Linked DNA regions of Homo sapiens: region 1 is linked to region 2. The links are chromatin contacts, found by Hi-C or POLR2A ChIA-PET in ENCODE. All regions are on one chromosome and are shown on one strand. Each heading gives the region's core, a stretch centred on a gene start or an enhancer-like site at or near the end of the contact. The rest is flanking DNA. Distances are from core to core; before and after follow the strand shown. Region 1 holds the start of SPCS1 (signal peptidase complex subunit 1). Region 2 holds the start of NEK4 (NIMA related kinase 4).

What was found. A loop is a pair of places that touch in the nucleus more often than their neighbours do. ChIA-PET counts read pairs that join two places held with the same protein, here RNA polymerase II (POLR2A). Pooled maps may share reads with other maps.
Region 1: a loop to region 2 is called in a map of CD8-positive, alpha-beta T cell, with 15 times the contacts of the local background. The contact joins the promoter of SPCS1 here to the promoter of NEK4 in region 2. A Hi-C loop is called at or near these places in 14 of 168 maps with a recorded cell type or tissue (B cell, CD4-positive, alpha-beta T cell, CD4-positive, alpha-beta memory T cell and 7 more), 28 of 37 single-sample maps with no recorded cell type and 22 of 50 pooled maps. POLR2A ChIA-PET finds 5 or more read pairs at or near these places in 18 of 52 experiments (B cell, CD4-positive, alpha-beta memory T cell, GM12878 and 14 more).

The regions. Positions count from the first base shown.
Region 1 is chr3:52,703,697-52,709,743 of GRCh38, forward strand. SPCS1 (signal peptidase complex subunit 1) reads left to right here and starts at 2,410. Exons shown (of 4, transcript NM_014041.5): 1 at 2,410-2,586; 2 at 2,948-3,007; 3 at 3,097-3,183; 4 at 3,991-6,047. The coding sequence starts at 2,551. The coding sequence ends at 4,116. GLT8D1 (glycosyltransferase 8 domain containing 1) reads right to left here and starts at 2,095. Exons shown (of 10, transcript NM_018446.4): 1 at 1,751-2,095. It overlaps NEK4 (NIMA related kinase 4), which reads right to left. Exons shown (of 16, transcript NM_003157.6): 16 at 4,748-6,047. RefSeq lists silencers at 1,822-1,991, 4,178-4,267 and an enhancer at 3,938-4,007.
Region 2 is chr3:52,767,805-52,774,106 of GRCh38, forward strand. NEK4 (NIMA related kinase 4) reads right to left here and starts at 3,136. Exons shown (of 16, transcript NM_003157.6): 1 at 2,850-3,136; 2 at 534-800. The coding sequence starts at 2,942. RefSeq lists enhancers at 2,913-3,430, 3,218-3,267 and a silencer at 2,948-3,057.

The DNA.
Region 1 (6,047 bases), core at 1,160-3,659, 65 kb before region 2:
GGCTGGAAACAAGAAAAACACAATTCTATCAAGTATCTGACATACTTAAGTAGACTGGCAAGGCAGAAACCAGTTGCTCCTAAAACTTCCACAGTTACCTACATGCAAAACGCCAGTTATCATGGAGTACGTCTAATCCATATTGTCTTTCCTGGGGCTATTCCTGGTAAGAGAGCTTTCCTGATCTGGTTAGAAGGAATTCTCAAAACGAAATTGCACACAGACGCTGGATCTGTAATAGTTAACTACATTTTCGTAAGAGTATATAATTGTGTACAATTTGATTAGCAACACAGTTGGTCCTCAGTATCAGTCGGGGATTGGCTCCAGGACTCCCCATGTATACAAAAATTCACGGATGCTCAAGTCCCTTATGTAAAATGGCATATTACAGTCAGCCCTCTGTATCTGTAATTTCAGTCCGTGGTTGGTTGAATCCAAGGATACAAAACTGTGGATACAAAAAAAAAAGACCGCACTGGCCGGGCGCGGTGGCTCATGCCTGTAATCCCAGCACTTTGGAAGGCCGAGGTGGGTGGATCACTTGAGGTCAGGCGTTTGAGACTAGTCTGGCCAACACAGTGAAACCCCGTCTCCACTAAAATCACAAAAATTAGCCGGGCGTGGTGGCGCATGCCTGTAATCCCAGCTACTCAGAAGGCTGAGGCAGGACAATCCCTTGAACCCAGGAGGCGGAGGTTGCAGTGAGCCGCGATCGCACCACTGCACTCCAGCCTGGGCAACAGAGCGAGTCTTCGCCTCAAAAAAAAAAAAAAAAAAAAAAAAAGACCACACAGAGATATATCTATTTATACACACAACAGAAAGTCTCTTCAAACACACCAAGAAATACAGAGCATGAGAAGGAAACAGGAATAAACTCTTGCCCATCCCTCTTTCTGCCTTCTACACGTCCTGAGTCCTTCTGAGGTCAGAAAAGTGTCAAACGTGTCTGCATTTTACTGTTTGGTCTCTGCCACGTGCAAGGATGAAAGGGCACTGAGGATATACAAACACTTTCTCCTACCCTTTCATCTGGCTGGCTCCCACTTGGCATTCAAAGGTCAAGGTAGCCTCCTCCAAACTCCACGTTGAGCTGCACCTCCCCTGAGCTCCCACATCTGGGCCTCCCTCTCCCAGGGCTAATCCAGCTGTCATGTATTTCTGGCGTGATGTGGCTGTCTCCCTTGACACGCTCTGGGCTCTTCCAAGGCAACAGCCTGGTCTTGGTAACAACCGTGTCCTCGGTCTGCTGTCTGGCACAAACAAGGTGCCGTGAATATTTGCTGGTTGCATGAATGAGGACAGCAGTCCCACCCTGTCCCGGGAGTGCCTAGAATTCCACTGTTTGTGGCCAACCCAGAATACATAACCTGGGGGCCGGAGAGCCAGCTGGGACCCAGAGGCCCGGGTTCCTCAGAACGGTTTCTCTCCAAAACGTGGGCATCCCACCTGGCTGACGGTAACGGAGGAGGGTCTAAGATTTAGAGATACACCAGCCTTGAAAGAGAGGCTGAGTGAACCTTTGGCTGGCCTCTATCGGGAGGGCCCAGCCTGGGTCTGTGAGGGTCAGTAAAGCCGGCCACAATGTGAGAGGGCTGAGTTCGGGAGCCCCCAGATGAGGGACTTTCTACGCGGATGAGAGGGACAGCCGAGCACCAGGGTCCCCTCTCCAAGGGAATTCTCTCTGTTGTGGATGCCGCCTAGGGTAGCCCCCCTAAATTCCAAGGGTCAGTAGGGCCCCCCTTACACTTTGAAGTGATCGGAAAGTGATGTGACGCTCCGGGGATCCCACCAGGCTCAGAGATACCCCTGGTTAGGGCTCCGACAAGTCGTTCCCCTCAAAGGCTCGCCGCGGCCGCCCTTACTGCAGGCGATGGAGGAGATGCGGATGCAGCCCGCGCCCCGACCCGCCCTGCCAGCTCAGCGCCCGCGCCGCAGGCCCCGGAGCCCAGCCCGTTGTCTGGCCGCCCGCGTTCCCTGCACGCTGGGCCGAGCACACTTGCCCTCTAGCTCCGTGGCAGCCGCGCAGCCCCACTACGCCCAGCCAGCCCGCAGCGGTAACCGCTAGAGCGTCGCGCCAAGCAGGCGCCGCGGGGCAGCCCTGCCGCCGGGGTCCTCGCAGGGAAAAAGGCCGTCGCCATGGAGACGCGGGGGCGCCGGCGGCCGTTGGGCCGCGCAAGTACTGTCAAGGACAGTTTTCGGGACGGGGGACGCGGCTCCAGGCACCCAACAGCACTGACGGCGAACACTTCACGGGCGCGCGATGCCTCGACAAGGCGGCCGCCACCACCACCTCAGCTGCCCTCGCGGGCAGCACGGCGCGGCAAAAGCGCACGTCGCCTAGCGATGGCGCGGGGCGGGGACACGGGCTGTACCGGCCCGTCGGAGACTTCCGCTTCCGGGGCCGCCGCCATCGCTCTCCCGGGCTTAGAAGGCCCGGCTACTGACGCGCAGTGCCAGACCTTACCCCTCACGGTCCTTAAGTCTCGGTCGCCCTCGCCTCGCAGCCTGCCACCCGCGCTCAGCTGCCCGCCTCCTCAGCCAGCCATGCTGGAGCATCTGAGCTCGCTGCCCACGCAGATGGTGAGGGCGCAACCCGGGGACCTCTGCACGCCGTTCTTGTGCCTGGCAGCTTCGAAGCCCATGTTGGAGCACCGACCCGGTGCTGCGCTGTTCCGGGCCCGGATGGTTACCGTCCACCCTCTTTCCCGAATTGCCTCCTGGGTCCCCTTCTCTTCTACTCCGCGAGAATCTCCTGTCCATTCTCCGTGAGGGTGTTTCAGTTCCTCCCGGGAAGCCCAGAATTTAATATCTTGCCCAGGCCCTTAGGAGAGCGGGAGACCCTGATGTTGGGGTTACCCTGTGCCAGAGTTGTGAGGTCAGGGCAGGAATTGTATGTTCTCGGCGGTGGAACCAATTCTTTTTTTCCTCTGCTTCACCCCAGGATTACAAGGGCCAGAAGCTAGCTGAACAGATGTTTCAGGGAATTATTCTTTTTTCTGCAGTAAGTATTGGTTTTACATTTAATCTCCGCCCCCGCCTCCCTCCCAACCCTCAGTTTGAGTGTGTTTAATATACTTCATTTGTCTCTAGATAGTTGGATTTATCTACGGGTACGTGGCTGAACAGTTCGGGTGGACTGTCTATATAGTTATGGCCGGATTTGCTTTTTCATGTTTGGTAAGAAATTTGTGGGTATTAGTGGCAGCTTGGGTTTTGTGAGTCGGGTTGGTTTGGTTAGACCTACTCAGTAGTGAGACCCAAAGCCAACGTTTCCCTCATCCTTCCAAACAGCGTTTCCCTTTGCTATCATTGGAAAAGTAGAATGCCAAAATAGTGTCAGATGGTGCGAACTATATAAAAGGACACAGCTTATTTCCTTTGGCGGCTACTCTGGCTAATAATCTTAAGGTCAAAGCCAGCAGGAGTTTTCATGGTGCTCACGTTGTCCCTTCACCTTTTATTTATTTATTTATTTAAATTTTTTGAGACGGAGTTTCACTCTTGTTGCCCAGGCTGCAGTGCACTGGGGCGATTTCGGCTCACTGCACCTTCTGCCTCCCGGGTTTAATAGATTTTCCTGCCTCAGCCTCCCGAGTAGCTGTGACTACAGGAGCCCACCACCACACCCAGCTAATTTTTGTATTTTTAGTAAAGACAGGGCTTCACTGTGTTGGCCAGGCTGGTCTCAAGCAATCCGCCCACCTTGGCCTCCCAGAGTGCTTGGATTACAGGCGAGAGCCACCACGCCTGGCCCCCACCTTTCTTTTAGGTCTTAAAGCCATTTGTATAGGCAGTGAGCCTGTTCCCATCATCATACAGTATTTTGCATGGATGGTGGCACAGAGCCTTTATAGGAATATGGATTTTTTTTTTTGTTTTTTTGTTCCCTCAGCATAGGAGTCATTTGGGAACCTGGCATTATACGTAATGATTTTTTAAACTTTTAATAGCTATAATTTATGCATTTCCTCTTTTCTGGCCCAGCTGACACTTCCTCCATGGCCCATCTATCGCCGGCATCCTCTCAAGTGGTTACCTGTTCAAGAATCAAGCACAGACGACAAGAAACCAGGGGAAAGAAAAATTAAGAGGCATGCTAAAAATAATTGAGGTTTTCATGATTCAGCACCTGCTTTTGTTTCTGTGAGATGAGCTAAATTGCTTTCATACCCCAGATAAGAGCTAAAACCACCTAATGCTCTTATGGCACAGCTGTGTATAGATTTAGTTCTCTTTATACTTCATTTCTAGCCCAGTTGGGTTTTGATTTATATAAGTAGTTTAGACCTTCTCTTCATAATCTTGCTCTGAGATGGGGAACAGAACACACAAGTATGAAGTTTCTTTCAGGTGTAAATAATGAAAAATAAATGCCTCATAAATGATAGTACAATGTAACTATCAAAGTTTTATAATTCATTATGAGTTAACCATTTTAATGTTTCCAATTAAACCTCATAGTGCAAGTTCTTTGTCTAAAGGGTCTTCTGTTGATTATTCTGCAAGGAAGATAATTAATAAAAGCCTAAGTTAGAAGTTCGTGCTTCTGGCCAGGTGCAGTGGCTCTCACCTATAATCCCAGCACTTGAGGAGGCTAAGGCAGGAGGATGACTTGAGCCCAGGAGTTTGAGACATTTCATGGTATGTAATTAATAGTTGTCATTAGAACATTAGTTCCATGAGAACGGGGACTTTGTTTTGCTCACTGCTGTCTACCCAGTACATAGAAGAGTACACGATGCATTGTTAAGTACTTAAGATTTATTGAATGAGAACTGCATTGTACAATATGGTGCCACTAGACACGTCTATTTAATTAAAATTAAAATATAAAACTCTAAAACTAGCCATGATTCAAAGGTTCAATAGCTATATGTGACTAGTGGCTACCATATAAAACATTTCCATCACAAAGTTCCATTTATCAGATCTTATATAGAACCTTGAATAAAATTTAATAGACAAGTGATTTTGTATTTAACATTTCACCTTTATTGAATGCCTATAAGGCCATTTGAATAACGGATCATGTACAAAGCAACAGGAAAAAAAAAACTGCAAGCAGTAAAGGTTGTGCAGGTGATATTCAGTAACACTGCAGTGTAGCCAGAGCAAGGACATAAAACTTCCTTAGCTTTGTAAGTCTGTGGAAATCAAAACTTCTAAAAGAGAAAACCGAAATCAGAATTACTGACACTTTAGGCCAGGCATGGTGCCTCAAGCCTGTAATCCCAGCATTTAGGGAGGCCAAGGCAGGCAGATCACCTGAGGTCAGGAGTTCAAGACCAGCCTGGCCAACATGGTGAAACTCCATCTCTACTAAAAATAACGAAAATCAGCCAGGCATGGTGGTGTGTGCCTGTAATCCCAGCTACTCGGGAGGCTGAGGGAGGGGAACTTGAACCCAGGAGGCGTAGGCTGCAGTGAGCCAAGATCGCACCACTGTACTCCAGCCTGGGCAACAAGAAGACTCCATCTCAAAAAAAAAAAAAAAAGAATGATTGACATTTTAGAACCAATGCCAAAAGAGTAACACATCAAAGTCTCTGAACTGTGGCCAAAGGTATATTCGGAAGAAAATTCACAGTCTTAAAGATGAGTTTTTAAATTAATTTAGGAAGATGAATTAAGCACTCAAGTAAAAACGATAAAAGTGGGAAGAAAAGATGTTTAAACAAAATAAAAATATACAGTATGGTAATTAATAAGAAAGTATGGGGGAAGTCAGGTGTGGTGGTTCATGCCTATAATCCCAGCACTTTCAGAGGCCGATGCAGGAGGACTGCTTGAATGCAGTTTGAGACCAGCCTGGGCAACACAGACTTCCTCTCCACAAAAAATTTTAAAAATTAGCCAGGTGTGGTGGTGCATGCCTGTGGTCCTAGCTACTTGAGGGGCTGAGGTGGGAGGATCACTTAAGCCCAGGAGGTCAAGGCTGCAGTGAGCTATGATCACCTCACTGCACTCCAGGCTGGGTGACAGAGCAAGACCCTGTCTCAAAAAAAAAAAAAAAAAAAAAAGATATGGGTGAGATTCCTTTA
Region 2 (6,302 bases), core at 1,886-4,385:
GTATTTCATAAACGTCTCGCTTTTGAGTTATATGCATATTAAAACACAAACTTGTAGGAACACTTATTCCATCTTAAGGAATGATGTGCTGCCCAATTCTAAAAAATAAAAAAAAGAAAACTTGTTTTGCATTCCCATCTACTGTACCCCAGCAGACTGACAGATGAAATCACTGGGCATATCAATTAGCCTAGCCACCTTTCAGCATGACACGACTGACCAATGGATAACAAACATAGTCACTCTATGCTCTTGGTTGCCTCAGGGTCCTTAAAATTGACTTTGCTATAAATGGTAATTGAGTGGGCTTCCCCTGCAATCAGACATGAAATCTATGTCTATTTTAATATAGGTATCACTTACTTAGAAAAGTTCCAATGCTACAGAAAGAGTGACTGGGTCAACTTCACAAATGAATTTTCCAAAAAATACATTTCTATATGTAAGTATCTGAAGAAAAATTTTCCTAAAATACACCTGCCATCTTCTTGCCATCTGGGAACAAGCTAGGATGCTATTAGTCTACACAGTACCTGCAAAGCCATGGCGATCTGTACAAACCACTCTACCACCTGATTCTCAGGCAGAAGCTGCCCTTTCTGCTCCTTGAGCTTTCGGTACAAATCACCTCCTTCACAGAAGCCCATGACAATGTAGAGCAGACCATCTCCTCCTTCCCATGACTCCTTGTAGGTGACAATGTTGGGATGCTTCAACTGAGACAAGAGCTGGGCTTCCTGTTCAGCAGCTCGCCGCTCTCGGCTAGAGGCATTTCGGAGGTTCAGTTTTTTGATGACATACTAAAAACAAACCATGTATTTTTACAATGTGCAAATAAACGTAAGATTTGTGGCCTCAGAGTTATCTAAGGGCTCTCAAGAATACCCTCAAAACCAACCTTGTGGAGCCTGTCAGATAACCTATTCATTTTGTTTTTCACCAAGCACAAAATCGGGGAAAATATTTGCTATTATTGATACTTCTTATAAGTTAGATTTATAGCAGTGTAGGGCCACAAAAATTACCTTTCCCATCTGCATTTCACAATTTCATTAATGACTAAAAAAAGTGAGTTCAAGATAACATACCATTGGATCAATTATAAAACCTGTGTTAGCAATTCCTTAATATCTGGCCATACACAGTGGCTCACACCTGTAATCCCAGCACTTTGGGAGGGTGAGGCGGGTGGATCACCTGAGGTCAGGAGTTCAAGACCAGCCTGGTCAACATGGTGAAACCTGTCTCTACTAAAAATACAAAAATTAGCCCGGCGTGGTGGTGTGTACCCATAGTCCCAGCAACTCGGGAGGCTGACACAGGAGAATTGCTTGAACCTGGGAGGCAGTAGTTGCAGCAGTGAGCCAACATCGCACCACTGCACTCCAGCCTGGGAGGCAGAGCAAGACTCTGTCTCAAAAAAAATAAAAAATAAAAAAAGAAATTCCTTAATATCTAAGCTCTCCCAAAAAGGTGAATAAAATATAGCTTGACTATACATTTGCAGACAGAATAGTCTGTGGATTACGTTAGATACTCAAAGGGATCCATGGCCCCATAAGTTTAATAGTCACTGATCTTCAGCATACAAAATTATTCACACTTAAAAGAAATCAATAGCCTCTAATACCTAATACATTGCCCTCAATCATTTCAAAGACCATACAATTCATTTCTTCAACACATAGATAAATGTGTTTTGTGAAGTGTAAACTAAAGCTCAAATAACTAGCTATTGCTAGTTCCCTATCATCAGCCCCAAAATCCAATGATTCCCCCAATGCCTACTGAATAAATTTCTTATGCATGAGCTTGTGTTCCACGCAAAGCAACTAGCACCAGAGACAAGGAAGAACAGGCAATTGGGCCCTATATTTAGGGGGAACATCTCTTCTCAGCTTGCCTGGAGCAGTCCTACTGTCCTGGTGTAACTATTAATAATGCCTTTCAGTTTCAAAATTGTCCCAGTTTGTACATTATATTGTCACCCTATTAATAAACCACATTGAATAATTGGTTCATTATCCTGAGAGTAATGGGATAAAGTGTTTTAAACAGAGGAGTGACAACATCAGATTTAAATTTGAGAAAGATCACTGAGGCTGCAGTGAAAGTGATGGATTGGAGAAAAGCAAGTCAAGTGGCGGCGACCAGTTGGGAAACCGTGGCCATAGCTTTGCTAGAGACAACAGGGTGTCCTGGATTGGGGTGGTAGCAGTAGAGATGAGAGGAGGCCTATTGTCTTAGTGATAGATGAATATAATCAGTGTTGGGGTGCGTGGGGAGGCTTAAAAATGACTCCAGGTGTCCGGCTTGGGCAACTGGTGGGTTGGTGTCACTATTCACTGAAACGGAAGACATGAGAGAAGGTTTGGCGGGAAGAAAATGAGTCGAGTTTTAAGTGAATCCAGCAGTCTACAGTAGAGACGTTTGGGGCCCTTCATTCAAGGAATAATGCTTGCTAGGCGCTGTATTAAGTCCTGGGAATGCATGATACCGGCTCTCATGAGAGTATCGGGGTTGGGAGAAAGGTGTGTAGATCACGCATGCCAATTAGTACAACAAAGAAGTAGATAGGCAGAGACTGAAAATTTTTACATAAAACTTAGAATTGTAATTAAAGAAAATGAAAATTAAAAGGAAAAAAATTTAACACAACAAAGAAGTAGAAGTAGTTCTGGGCGCATATTACAGGGAGGCCAGGCCTCGTCTTGGTCTGGGACCATTTCCCTGAGGAAACGCCATCCGAGATGAGCCTCTTGCGACCACCCCCGACCTAATCTACCGGTCGGCGCCCTCGGCGCACTTCTGCCCGCCCCCGCCCCTTGCCGGGCCCCACCCCTGCAGACCTGCTTGCCGTCCCGCCGGTGCTTCACAAGCGTCACCTCTCCATAGCTCCCCTTGCCCACGACCCGCAGGTAGCAGTAGGCGGCCAGGGGCATGTTCCCAGCGCTGGCCCAGAGTCGGGATGCGGCGGCAGCGGCGGGTAGGGCAGCGGGCGGCAACAAGAAGCTCGGTTCATGCCCGAGAGGGGGCAGTGGGGGCGGCTGTTGAGGCAGCCGGGCCCGGGCGGGATTGCTGGGGCCCGGCCCGCGACGACGCCGCTGCCATAGCGATCCGGGCCGGGAGCAGTTCTGCGCATGCTCCTGCGTCCCCAAAGGACGGCCATAGAGCGGACGCCACGAGCGGCCAGAGAGGTTCCGCAGCCCCGGGAGGACCCGCCATAGAGCAGAGGCTCCAGGAGGCCAGAGCGACTCCGCCAGGCTCCGCGCACTTTCTGTGCGTCCGTTCCACCGTCCGGATCCCCGCCACAACAGAGTCAGGGAAAGCTTCCTCTTTTTGTGCACTTGTTTGTCCTAAGGCCGTTACAAGTATTGTTCGTTCATTCTGCAAATATTTGTTGACCGCCTATGTGCCAGGCCAACAAAGTCCCTGCCCTCCTGGAGCTCATGTTCTAATGACTGGGTGACAGACTCTCTACCAGTAACATTTGCTGTATCCGCTTTATCACATGCCGTCTCTGCATCCAGCAATCCATCCTATTTTTTGATACATTCAAAGTAAATTATCAGTACCTTTCATCCCTAAAAACTCGCCTGCTAATTGAGAACTACAAAGACTCCTCAGCATTTAACGACTACCCTAACCACTGCACTAAGAGACTTGACTAAACTCTAACATGGCATCATGCTAAGTTAACAGCCTAAGGGCGGATCTCTAGGTGGGCCTAGGCCCCTTTAAAATGCCTGCCCAAGAAAGCTCAGGGGTGCCAAAAGAATTCACCATTTGTTCCAGCCAAAGCCTCCCTTTCCCAGAGCGCTTCCTTTTTTTCCTTTTTTTTTTTTTTTTTTTTTTTTGAGACAGGGTCTCGCCCTGCCACCCAGCTTGGAGTGCAGTGGTGCAATGGTGCTCACTGCTGCCTAGACTTCCTGGGCTCAAGCCATCCTCCCAACTACAGGCACACACGTCCATGCCTGGCTAATCCTATTTTATTTTTTTTCAGAGACAGGGTGTCACTATGTTCCCCAGACCGGTCTTGAACTCCTCGGCTCAAGCAATTCACCCACGTTGGCCTCCCAAAATGCCGTTATTACAGGTGTGCGCCATCGTGCCTGGCCTCTTTCCTTTTTATGGCCAAATAATATTCCATTATATGTATACACCACAATTTGTTTATCCATTCATGCAGTCATGGACACGGATAGCTTCCATCTTTTGGCTATTGTGAATAATTCGGCTATGAACATGGGTGTACGAATATCTGTTTGAGTCCCTGCTTTCTTTTTAATTCATTTGGGTATACACTCAGAAGTGAAATTGCTGGATCATATGCTAATTCTAGTTTAATGTATTGAGAAACCACCACACCATTTTTTACAGCAAGCTGAACCATTTTACATTCCCATTAGCAATCCACAGGGGTTCAAATTTCTCCTCATCCTTGATATATATCTTGATAGGAGATTTGGGTGTATGAATTTGTCAAAATTATCTAATGGTACATTTAGTATTTGCACATTTTACTCAAAGCAATTTCATCTTCACTAGAAAACCAAACAAAAAGAACCATAAATAAAGATTGAACTCTAGTTAATGATATTATTAAAGATAAACAAAGCCAGGCATTAAAATGATGAAAATAGATTTTATTCAGTAACTACTGACAGTAGGGGAAGCAGCTGAACTCCATTCCATTTGCGCAGGGGTGATTGGGCATTCCAAAGGAAGAATAAGGGAGTAGGCAGGGGAGCATGCAGGGGCTCACTTAGAGTCTGGGAAGTGAAAAATTAAAAGGAGTGCTTAGCGTAAATGTGATTAGGCCAACTGTGTCTGCTAGCTGGCAATTAGGGAAGTTAGGATTCTATTCTCCCACATAGACTGGGAGACATGAGCCCTACCTTTATGATGATTACATTCCAAAGGAATGGATTTCAGGTCCTTGAGAAAGACATTCCTAGGTTGTAGGAAATACATAGGTATATATCTCAGAGGGACAGAGGAAGGATTTGTAATTGTAGCTTTTTAAAGTTAGTGCTCTAGAGGCCACACACTATGACTCACACCTAATCCCAGCACTTTGAGAGGCCAAGGTGGGAGGATCACTTGAGACCAGCCTACGAAACACAGTGAGACCCCCTTCTCTACAAAAAATTTTTAAAATTAGCTGGGTGTGGTGGCGCATGCCTGTAGTCCCAGCTACCTGGGAGGCTGAGGTGGGAGAATCAGTTGAGCCTCGGAGGTTGAGGCTGCAGTGAGCCATGATCCTGCCACTGCACTCCAGCTGAGTGACAGAGTGAGACTCTGTCTCAAAATAAATAAATTTTTAAAAAGGAAGGATGTTCTGACATGCTACAACATGGACGACCCCTGAGGACATTATGCTAAACAAAATAAGGCAGTCACAGAGGACAAAAGTATGATTTCGCTTATGTGAGGTACCTGTAGTAGTCAAAGTCATAGATTCAGAAAGTAGAATGGTGGTTGCCAGTTGTTGGAGAGAGGAGGGAATTGGTGGTTGGTGTTTAATGGGTGCAGAGTTTTAGCTGGGGAAAATGAAAAAGTCCTGGAGATGGATGGTGGTGATGGATGCAAAACATGAATGTACTTATGCCACCGAACTGTATTCTTAAAAATGGTTAAATAATAAATTTTATGTTTTGTATATTTTACCACAATAAAAAATTATGGCACACTGCTCCTGTAATCCCAGCTACTCAGGAGGCCGAGGCATGAGAATCACGTGAACCCGGGAGGCGGAGATTGCATTGGGCCAAGATCATGTCACTGCACTCCAGCCTGGGCGACAGAGCAATACTCCTTCTAAAAAAAAAAAAAAAAAAAAAAACCTATCATTCATTCTACAGACATTTAGCAAGGGTCTACTAGCCTGGACCTGGAGGACAACTATGAACAAGACAGACAAGGGCCTGCCCATGTGGGGCTTACTGTCGAAGAGGGAGACGGCCATGCATACTAACAAGCTACCCTTGCCAACTGAGGTCAGTACTGTTCAGAAAAGCCGCCAGGCCCAGCCTGGCCATCCAGGAGAGGTTGCCCCAAGCAAGCACCGCATGAGTGGAAGTTTAAACAAAAACTTTTTCAGGCAGAGGAGCAACATGTGCTAAGATCCAGTGGATTCATTTTGTGACTTTACCTCCACACCGCAATGTGAACTCCCTGAGGACGAGGCCAGGCCTGTCTGCTTCAACACCCTAAACCCAGCAGGTATAAATGAAGGAATTGCCGCTTGCTGAATGAATGAATGGAGAAGCACCTGCCTACCTGGATCTAAAAGAAGTCTC